Linked DNA regions of Homo sapiens: region 1 is linked to region 2. Evidence: read pairs that join two places in POLR2A ChIA-PET (ENCODE). Cell type or tissue: PC-3. All regions are shown on one strand. Links, peaks and the distances in the headings refer to the core of each region. The heading gives the core; the rest is flanking DNA.

Region 1 (4,398 bases), core at 131-4,130, 190 kb after region 2:
TAAGTACAAAAGCATCCTATTCTTTATACCTTACATTTATACTGCACAAATTATGTAGTATGTATGAAATAGTTCATTTAAAAACATATAGAACTCACAGGGGAAAAAACTATATATTTTTGATATGTACATATGTCACATAAAGATAAAATTTGGAAGGGAAGGATGGCCTCCCACTTTGTGATGAGGGTGGCCTCTGAGGAGGTATGGCAAATTGTAAAAACAGCCATGATCCTTATTCCTCTCCATATCCACACCCTTTGCTATATGACTTTGTATCTCCTGCTTGAATCTGGGAAGTCCTTATTATTTTCTTTCACCAGTAAATTGCAACAGAAGGAACAGTGCATCAGTTCTGAGCCTAGGTGTCCAGAGGCCTTGCATGCTTTGGCTCTCTCTTTTGGGGCTCTGCCCAGGCACCCAGGGAACACCCTGGGCTAGCCTGCTGGAGTGTGAGAGATCATGTGCAGCAGTGCTCAGCCAACCCAGCCGAGGCCATCAGAAATTAGCCAGCACCCAGTCAACTTGGCAGCTGACCACCAACAGAGAAGTGGACTCACTCAAGACCAGAAGAAATATCCAGCTGACCTCAGTCAAAACTGCTAACCCACACAATAGTGAGATATATAAATAGCTGCCGTTTTAAGCCACTAAGTGTTGGGGTAATTTGTTTTGCAGCAAAAGTAGACTGATACAGAAATTGGTGTCCGAAAGTGAGATGTTAGGCCATTAACAATACCCTAAAATTTGTGACATTAGCTTTGAGATTGGGAGTGGTTGGAAACTGGGAAAATGGCAAGAGCAAACATATTGAAGTCTGGGGAAATGATGGGAAATTATTACTAGAGGCTGGAAAAACAGTAATCTGTGTTTCATAGTGGCACTTTGTAAAGACCTCTGCAAGAATTAAAGTGATGTCTAGTCGACCTCTAGACAAAAAAAAACCTTCTTGGAAACTTAAGAGTGAGATCCCACAGAAGCCCAATTCAAAAATACCAGTAATAAAATCTAGAGAGATGTCACAAAACAGTTGTGTCATTTGGAGTATGGAATAGACTGAAATTATTCAAACTACCAATTATTCAGCTACCAACATGGGCCACATCTTCAGAAGTAGCCAAGGAAGGTGACAGACAAGGAATATGTTCCAAAGGGTATAGTCAAGAGCCGCAGAGATCAGTGGAGCAGGAACCCCCTCCCAGGGAGTAAACTCTAGACCTGAGCAAGAAATACACCCTCTCCTGGGATAGTGAGACTTGTAAACCTTTGCCCAGCTGGAGTTCAGAATTGCTATGTGTCTCTCATTCTTCCCTTTTTAATTTTGTTTTGTTTTGTTTTTGTTTTTTGAGACAGAGTCTTGCTCTGTTGCCCAGGCTGGAGTGCAGTGGTGTGATCTCGGCTCACTGCAACCTCCCCCTCCCGGGCTCAAGTGATTCTCCTGCCTCAGCTGCCCAAGTAGCTGGGACTACAGGTGTGCTGCCCAATGCCTGGCTAATTTTTGTAATTTTAGTAGGTTGGTCTTGAACTCCTGTCCTCAAGTGATCTGCCTGCTTCAGCCTCCTAAAGTGCTGGGATTGTAGGCGTGAGCCACCGTGACCGGCGTTCTTCCCTTTTTTAAATGTAAGTGTCTATTGAGGATATCCTGCCTCCGTCTCAATGTACAGTAGGTATGCGGGAGGCAAATAACTTGTCTTTAATTCATCGGTGTCAGGATTAAGAAGAACAACATCCATAATGTCACATACAAACCTGATGTGAACCACAAGATCCTGGTCTTCAAGCCTGATGACATAATTGCAAGAGGTGTTTGGGGGTCTTGGAATGGTGGTAAGCATATTTTTCCTGTGGGAGCAATGTGAATAATTATGGTCAAAGAGTAAACTGTGGTAGATTACAAAATTTGCCACACTCTTTCCATCCTCCCTGAATTCATACTCTTTGAATTGTGACTTTGCAGCATCCCCCATCAAGAGGTGGAGGGAGACTATTTCTCCTCCCCTTAAACCTGAACTGACATCATGACATTTTTGGCCAATGGAATGCAGCAGAGAGATGGTACAAATTCTCTGTCTAAGCCTCAACATGCATCGCACATCTCAGCTCTTTTTTTTGAAGTCCTGTCCCACTACTCATATGAAATGACCTGAGCTAGCCTGCTGGAGGACAAGAGATCACATGGAATAGAGATGAGCCATCCCAGCGGAAGTTATTCTACATTATCCAGGAACCAGCCAATTTAGCAGCTGGCCTCAGACCCATGAATAAACTCAGCCAAGACCAGGTGAACAACTCACCTGGGCTTAGCACAAATGTTGACTTGCAGAATTATGAGCTATATAAATACTTGCTATTTTAAACCACTAAGTCTTTGGGGATAGTTTGTTATTTGGCAAAAGCTAACCAATTAAAATAAATTGAACCAATATAAGAGTCAAAGCACAAAATTGGATAGAGAAGTACTTAAAAGGAAAGGGAAATATGTGAGATAAATGAGAAAGAGTGCTGATCTTTGTTGTTCTAGGTGGTGGGTACCTGGGTGTTTGTTGTATCCTTCCCTCTAATTTTCTTTATTTAAAGTTTTTACCATTAATAAAACTAGATTAAATTATAACTTTAAAGTAAAAAGAATACAAGTTGGAGTTCCAAAAGGCTAAGATTCCATCTCCTGTCTGCACCCTAATTAGGTGATCATACTCATTTCCACAGCTTTTTTTTGTTTTTTTTGAGACGGAGTCTTGCTCTGTCACCCAGGCTGGAGTGCAGTGGCGTGATCTCGGCTCACTGCAAGCTCCACCTCCCAGGTTCACGTCATTCTCCTGCCTCAGCCTCCCGAGTAGCTGGGACTACAGGTGCCTGCCACCATGCCCGGCTAATTTTTTGTATTTTTTAGTAGAGACGGGGTTTCACCGTGTTAGCCAGGATGGTCTCGATCTCCTGATCTCGTGATCCGCCCGCCTCGGCCTCCCAAAATGGTGGGATTACAGGTGTGAGTCACCGTGTCCAGCCATTTCCACAGCTTTAAAGACTTTGGTATGTTGATAACTTCCAAATTTATATCTCTAGCTCAGACCTTTCTTCTGAGCTCCAGACTCATATTTCCAGTTGCCTACTTGATATTTACATTTGGATGTCTCTCAGGTGTCTCAACCATGACTTGTTTAAAATTGATCACTTAATCTTTCCCTCTGTTGTGGCCAGTCCCCAAGATAGCCCCCAGTGATCCCTGCCTCCGGGTACTCACACACTATGTCCCTTTCACACTGTAGGAGGATTGCAGGATTGCTATATGTTACCATAGACTTGTACAGAAATGACAGTGTGTGACTTCCAAGGCTAGGTCATAAAACACACTGTGGCCTGTGCCTTACTCTTTCTTTGGATCACTCACTCTGGAGGACGCCAGCTGCCTTGTCACGGAGACACTCAAGCAACCCTACAGAGAGGCCCATGTGGTAAGGAACTGAGGCCTCTTGCCAACAGCCATGTGAGTGGGCCATCTGCCCACTCTGGCTTTCCTTATTTAGCTCAGATTAGCCGAAGCCTGGATGGAAGCCATTCAGCAAGTCACAAGCAGCCTTCCCAGGCTTCCCAGGCTTCACTCAGATAGCCCCTCTGTCTGGAGTTGAATTTACATATATGCCATGTGCCCCTCCCCACGCCTTTGCTTATCACAGCCTACTTGCCTTTAAAAACCCAGTTCAAATTCCACTTTTTTTTCCCCTTTTTTATTTTGCCGAAGACTCATGATATTGCTTGGCTTGGTGCTAGGTGCTTGGTGCTGGGGGTACTGCACTGACTCAGCTGATTCCAGCTCTCAGGGGGCCCACAATTCACTGAGAGAGTCCAATCATTTCAGTCTGGTATGGGAAGTGCTGCAACAGAGGGGCAAATGGAGAAGGAGAGGTGGGGCCCTGCCAGCTTGGTTAGGGCCACAGTCAGGAAAGGCTTTTTGGAAGGGGTGGTGCTTGAGTGAGAGTAAAAGGAAGACCAATCTCTGGCAAAGTGAAGAGAAGTCCAGCAGTGTTGTCGGCTGAGGCCCCTCTGCCCCATCTGTTGTGCTGCCTGTCATCTCAGGTAGAAATCACACCTTTCTCTACTCCGGACTGATGCCAGCATTCCATGAGTATTAATTTCTGGACTTGGGTTTTTGAAAACAAAACCCAAGGAAGGGGAGGGGAACCCCAAACTGGTTATATAAGGAACAGCAGCTGAATTATGCATATTTAGACTGGGAGGTAGGGGGACTGAGTGAAAAGGAAATGGACTGTTTTTATAACACAGAGCTTCCAAGTGCAAAATGTAGGAGCTGCAGAAGGCAGAGGTCAGCTGAACACAAGAAAGAGCTCTCTACTGGCCTTTATTTAAAAGAGAATGAACTTGTTTTGGCCCGTTGTCCCT
Region 2 (4,398 bases), core at 302-4,301:
CAGCCCATGGGTTGTGCATGGCATATTTTGTTTGGCTTGAATAGCTGGCCAGCAAGGTCTTGATTTAAAAAGCAAAAGCAAAACAAAACAGGCCTAGGTAAACAATGAACCTAGAGTAAGATGAAGCATAGGACTTTACCTTAAAGTCTGAGACAGTAATAAATGAGAGCTGCCCCCTTTGATAGCACAGGAGCTGCCTAAGTCTGAGCTTGTGTTTTCATTTTAAAATGGGGATAATGCCTACCTCACGTGACTTTTGTAAGATTATGTATATAAAGCACTTGGCATAGTAGCTAGCACATAATCAGTGCTCAATAAGTGGCAGCTGTTTTCTCCAGGCTATCTCTTGCTGCTCCTTTTACCAGTCTGGTTACTTTCCTTAGAAGGAACACATCTCCTCTCCAGAACACATGGACACAGGGAGGGGAACATCACAGACCGGGACCTGTCGGGGGTAGGGGGCTAGGGGAGAGATAGCATTAGGAGAAATACCTAATGTAGGTTACAGGTTGATGGGTGCAGCAAACATCATGGCACGTGTATACCTATGTAACAAAACTGCACATTCTGCACATGTGCCCCAGAACTTAAAAGTAAATAAAAAAAAATAAAAGTTAAAAAAAAAAAGAAGGAACACATCTCCTTTCCCTTAGATCTTTAATGTTACCTTCTTTCTCTTTGCTTTTTTTTTTTTTTAGAGATGAGATCTTGCTATGTTGTCCAGGCTGGACTCGAACTCCTAGGCTCAAGTGATCCTCTTACCTCAGCCTCCTGAGTAGCTTAATGTTATCTTCTTAATGAGGTCTTCCTTTGCCAACCTATGTAAAACTAACATCCCCTTCTCTCACCTTCCTGGCTTCATATATCACCATTGCCATGATCACCAAGTAACACACAGTTATTTATTTAGTCTATCATTTGTCTTCCAATCAATATAAAATCCATACAGCAGGAGTTTATATATATATATTTAACTACTGTAGCCCTGATACCTAGAAGAGCGCCAGACATTTGGTAGTGCTGAATAGATAACTGCTTATTGAGTCAACAAATATCTTTCCTAAAGTCTGGTGCTCAAGTCTACACAAGTGAGCTGACAAGTGCTGAGTACATTGGGTCAATTTTCCTTCTTGTTAATGTAGTCTTTGCATTAAAGACTGAAATTAATAGTTTATAATCTTGGAGTGTATATATATATATATACTTTTTTTTGGAATTTTATATATATATATATTTTTTCTTTTTTTTCTTTTTGAGACAGAGTCTTGCTCCGTTGCCCAGGCTGGAGTGCAGTGGTACCATCTTGGATCACTGCAACCTCTGCCTCCTGAGTTCAAGCGATTCTCCTGCCTCAGCCTCCTGAGTAGTTGGGACTACAGGCACCTACCACAACACCCAGCTAATTTTTTGTATTTTTAGTAGAGACAGGGTTTCACCATGTTGGCCAGGCTAGTTTCGAACTCCTGACCTCAAGTGATCTGCCCGCCTCAGCCTCCCAAAGTGTTGGGATTACAGGCGTGAGCCACCGTGCCCGGCCCGTGTATTTTTTAAAGTAGGGAATCTAAGACAATTCAGTTGAAAAACTATAAACAAAATGTTTTTGTTCTTTTACAAAATGTCCTTAAGAATGTAAATTATGTACCCAAATAGTTATTTAAAAGACTTTTCTGATGCTACAGATATTTTAATTTTGGAAATTTTACTTGTAGGGATGTAGACAAATTCCTGTTATGATCTTGAGGTCAAAGAGATACATGGTTGACCATTACAGTGTAATGTAAGTCAACTGCTTTTATTATACCACTCCTTAACATGAGGTAATCTAATTCTGTTCCTGTTTGCTTTTTTATTTCTGTCTAAGCCCTTATAAGGGTAAACTGTCTCCTTTCTTCTTCTATTTGGCCACAGTCATTATTTAATTCCCAGGATTAAGATCAGCAGCTGTGTACTGAACGTTCTCACTAAGACTAAGAGTTTTCAGAATGTGAAATGGATTTTGTACTAGTCTCCATACAGTGGGATAAATAAATGCTGATCACGAGACAAAAACCTTACCTGCCTTGAATTATTTGGGACAAAGTAAGGACTAATCCTTTTCTATGATAAAGGTTTTCCCCTCATATCCAATTCCTTTTAAACGATTCCTTCCCCAAACTTACAATTATAAGCACTGAGTAATTATTCAGAAATACCTTGGTGGTTTAATACGGCTGTCTTTAAATGGTGTGAGATGCTGGACTCTAGCAAGACTGCCTGTTTTTATTTGACTTAGTTCAAACAAGAGTCTTGGTTCTCTTTGTAGGCTGGCTAACAAGCAGAGCAATCCCATAAACGTAGTTTAGTCTGACTCAGTTCACAAATACATACATACCTGAAAGAAGATCCTTGGTAGGGAGGTTGTTTGAAGAAAGAATGCATGAGTCACTGTGACTCTTGGCAACTGTTCTAATTTGAGGCTGGAATTCAGAACTGTTCAGAAGGGACATCTGCTTCCGTGGAGCTCTGCCTTTCAGAGTTACAGACTCTAAACTCTGTCCTGAATTAAGACTGTGCTGTAGTCCAAAGGAAGAATCCTTTATTGTATCAGGGTTCTCTGCAAAGCATACATGGTCTTTTCCCCTGTTTTTTTAAAAAGGGAGAACATCAGCAATATATAATCTATTATGGTAACATTCTATTTTGTCAGAGACAGAAAGTAGACCAGTGGTTTTGGCAAGGTAGTTTGGACCTCAAAAAGCGTGACTTATTTGCAATACAACTTTGTAAATCTCTTTTTCATCTCCCAAATTATAGAAATAATAGATGCTTTACCTACAGTGAGGGAGTCATAGCTTAAATGAGACAATAAAACGAAGAGCTCAGCAGAGCCTGACACAAAGCAAATGCTTCATAAATAATTACTTAAAACAAAAACCTGATTCTTATTCCATTCTGTTTCACAGAATAGCTCCCTGTCCCTCTTTTCCCTCATGAACATCTGTCCTGCATCTGGATATCATTTAGTCATTTATCTGTATGTTGGCTTCTCCGCTAGATTGTGAGTAGTCCTGGAAAACAGAAATCATGTCTTACTTATTTCTAGGCCCAGCACCTAGTATCAAACCAGGACCAGAGTGGGTGCTTCACAGTTATCTGCTAAATGAGGACTGTGCCTCTCTCTGCTGTTAATCTTTTACTCAACCATAAATGAAAGACAGAAATCACAACTACAGTGCAGTTAACTGACAGATTGACTGGTATTAGGTATGGTAATTACCTCGGAGTGGTTGATCTACTGCTGTTGGCTGCTAACTCTTTTCCATCAATTTTGATGGTATGTATGTCGCGAGGCCTTGATGGAACCTGAAACTGGGTACTGCTGGGTTCAGTATTCTCTCTGAATCCCTGCTTAGATAAAAGCACATTTTCTGTCATGTCAGTGGTAGGAAGTGGATGGTAGCTGTCGTAAGTTTCTGACAGAGGTTCCAGGGCAAGTGAGACCTAAGAGAGACAGGTAGTATATGAGAAATTTTCTTTAGCATTGATTAACTAATTTTAAGACTCCCCTGCTTAATATTAATTAATGTCCCCCATTCCCTACAGGATTGTAAGGAATGTCCCCCATTCCCTAGAGGATTGTAAGGAATGTCCCCCATTCCCTAGAGGATTGTAAGGAATGTCCCCCATTCCCTACAGGATTGTAAGGAATGTCCCCCATTCCCTAGAGGATTGTAAGGAATGTCCCCCATTCCCTACAGGATTGTAAGGAATGTCCCCCATTCCCTACAGGATTGTAAGGAATGTCCCCCATTCCCTACAGGATTGTAAGGAATGTCCCCCATTCCTTACAAGATTAATGTCCCCCATTAATTGTCTAAATTCCTGCCTACCTTGGAAGCCTCATCTCTTACTAAGCTTCCTTCCTTCATCCCTCTGTTCCAATAGACCAATTACTTATGGTTCTCTAAATGTACCTTATATTTCATTGCTTTATGCCTTTGTATATACAATTTCCCCCAGTATTCCTTCTTTACGTCTAAGTAGAGATGCCATGTCCACTGCCTTCTTCATGTTTCTACTTAATCTGTATCTATCCATTAGCATAATCACCATTTACTGAACCTTTTACTACAGGCCAGTAACTGTGCTAAGTTCCTCATATAGAGAAGATAATGTGATTATACAAGGCCATCAGGAAAGTATATTACCCTAATTCGAAGATTCTTTTTTTTTAAAGCAAAGACTTGGAGAAGGTACTTGCGACCTTTCATTCATCATCCTGATTAGATTATGCATTCCTTGAAGCACGGGCTATCTTCTTCATTTTTCTATCGACTACTTAGCATAGTGTGTGTATAAATAGTATGCAAGTCTAATATGCCTAATAATGCTAATGGTCTGATGAATAAAAGAAGGACA

The links. ChIA-PET counts read pairs that join two places held together with the same protein. Peaks named below come from ENCODE experiments on the same cell type or tissue, not always from the same donor. Only the 100,000 strongest peaks of a DNase experiment are listed, where the experiment ranks them.
Region 1: POLR2A ChIA-PET joins it to region 2 with 6 read pairs; 2 of 35 experiments call an interaction of 5 or more read pairs at or near these places.

Annotation. Positions count from the first base shown.
Region 1 is chr11:74,322,384-74,326,781 of GRCh38, forward strand. P4HA3-AS1 (P4HA3 antisense RNA 1) reads left to right here. Exons shown (of 7, transcript NR_120556.1): 5 at 324-1,620; 6 at 1,712-1,827; 7 at 1,958-2,322. Among named protein-coding and RNA genes, the nearest start is that of P4HA3, 13 kb to the left of the region's middle. In PC-3, for the core only: no CTCF peak of the experiment used is centred there; no DNase peak of the experiment used is centred there; H3K27ac peaks cover 380 bases.
Region 2 is chr11:74,136,349-74,140,746 of GRCh38, forward strand. It overlaps C2CD3 (C2 domain containing 3 centriole elongation regulator), which reads right to left. Exons shown (of 33, transcript NM_001286577.2): 4 at 3,257-3,480; 5 at 2,372-2,619. Among named protein-coding and RNA genes, the nearest start is that of C2CD3, 32 kb to the right of the region's middle. RefSeq lists an enhancer at 2,276-2,570 and a silencer at 2,276-2,570. In PC-3, for the core only: no CTCF peak of the experiment used is centred there; a DNase peak (open chromatin) is centred at 2,413; H3K4me3 peaks cover 1,600 bases; H3K27ac peaks cover 2,298 bases.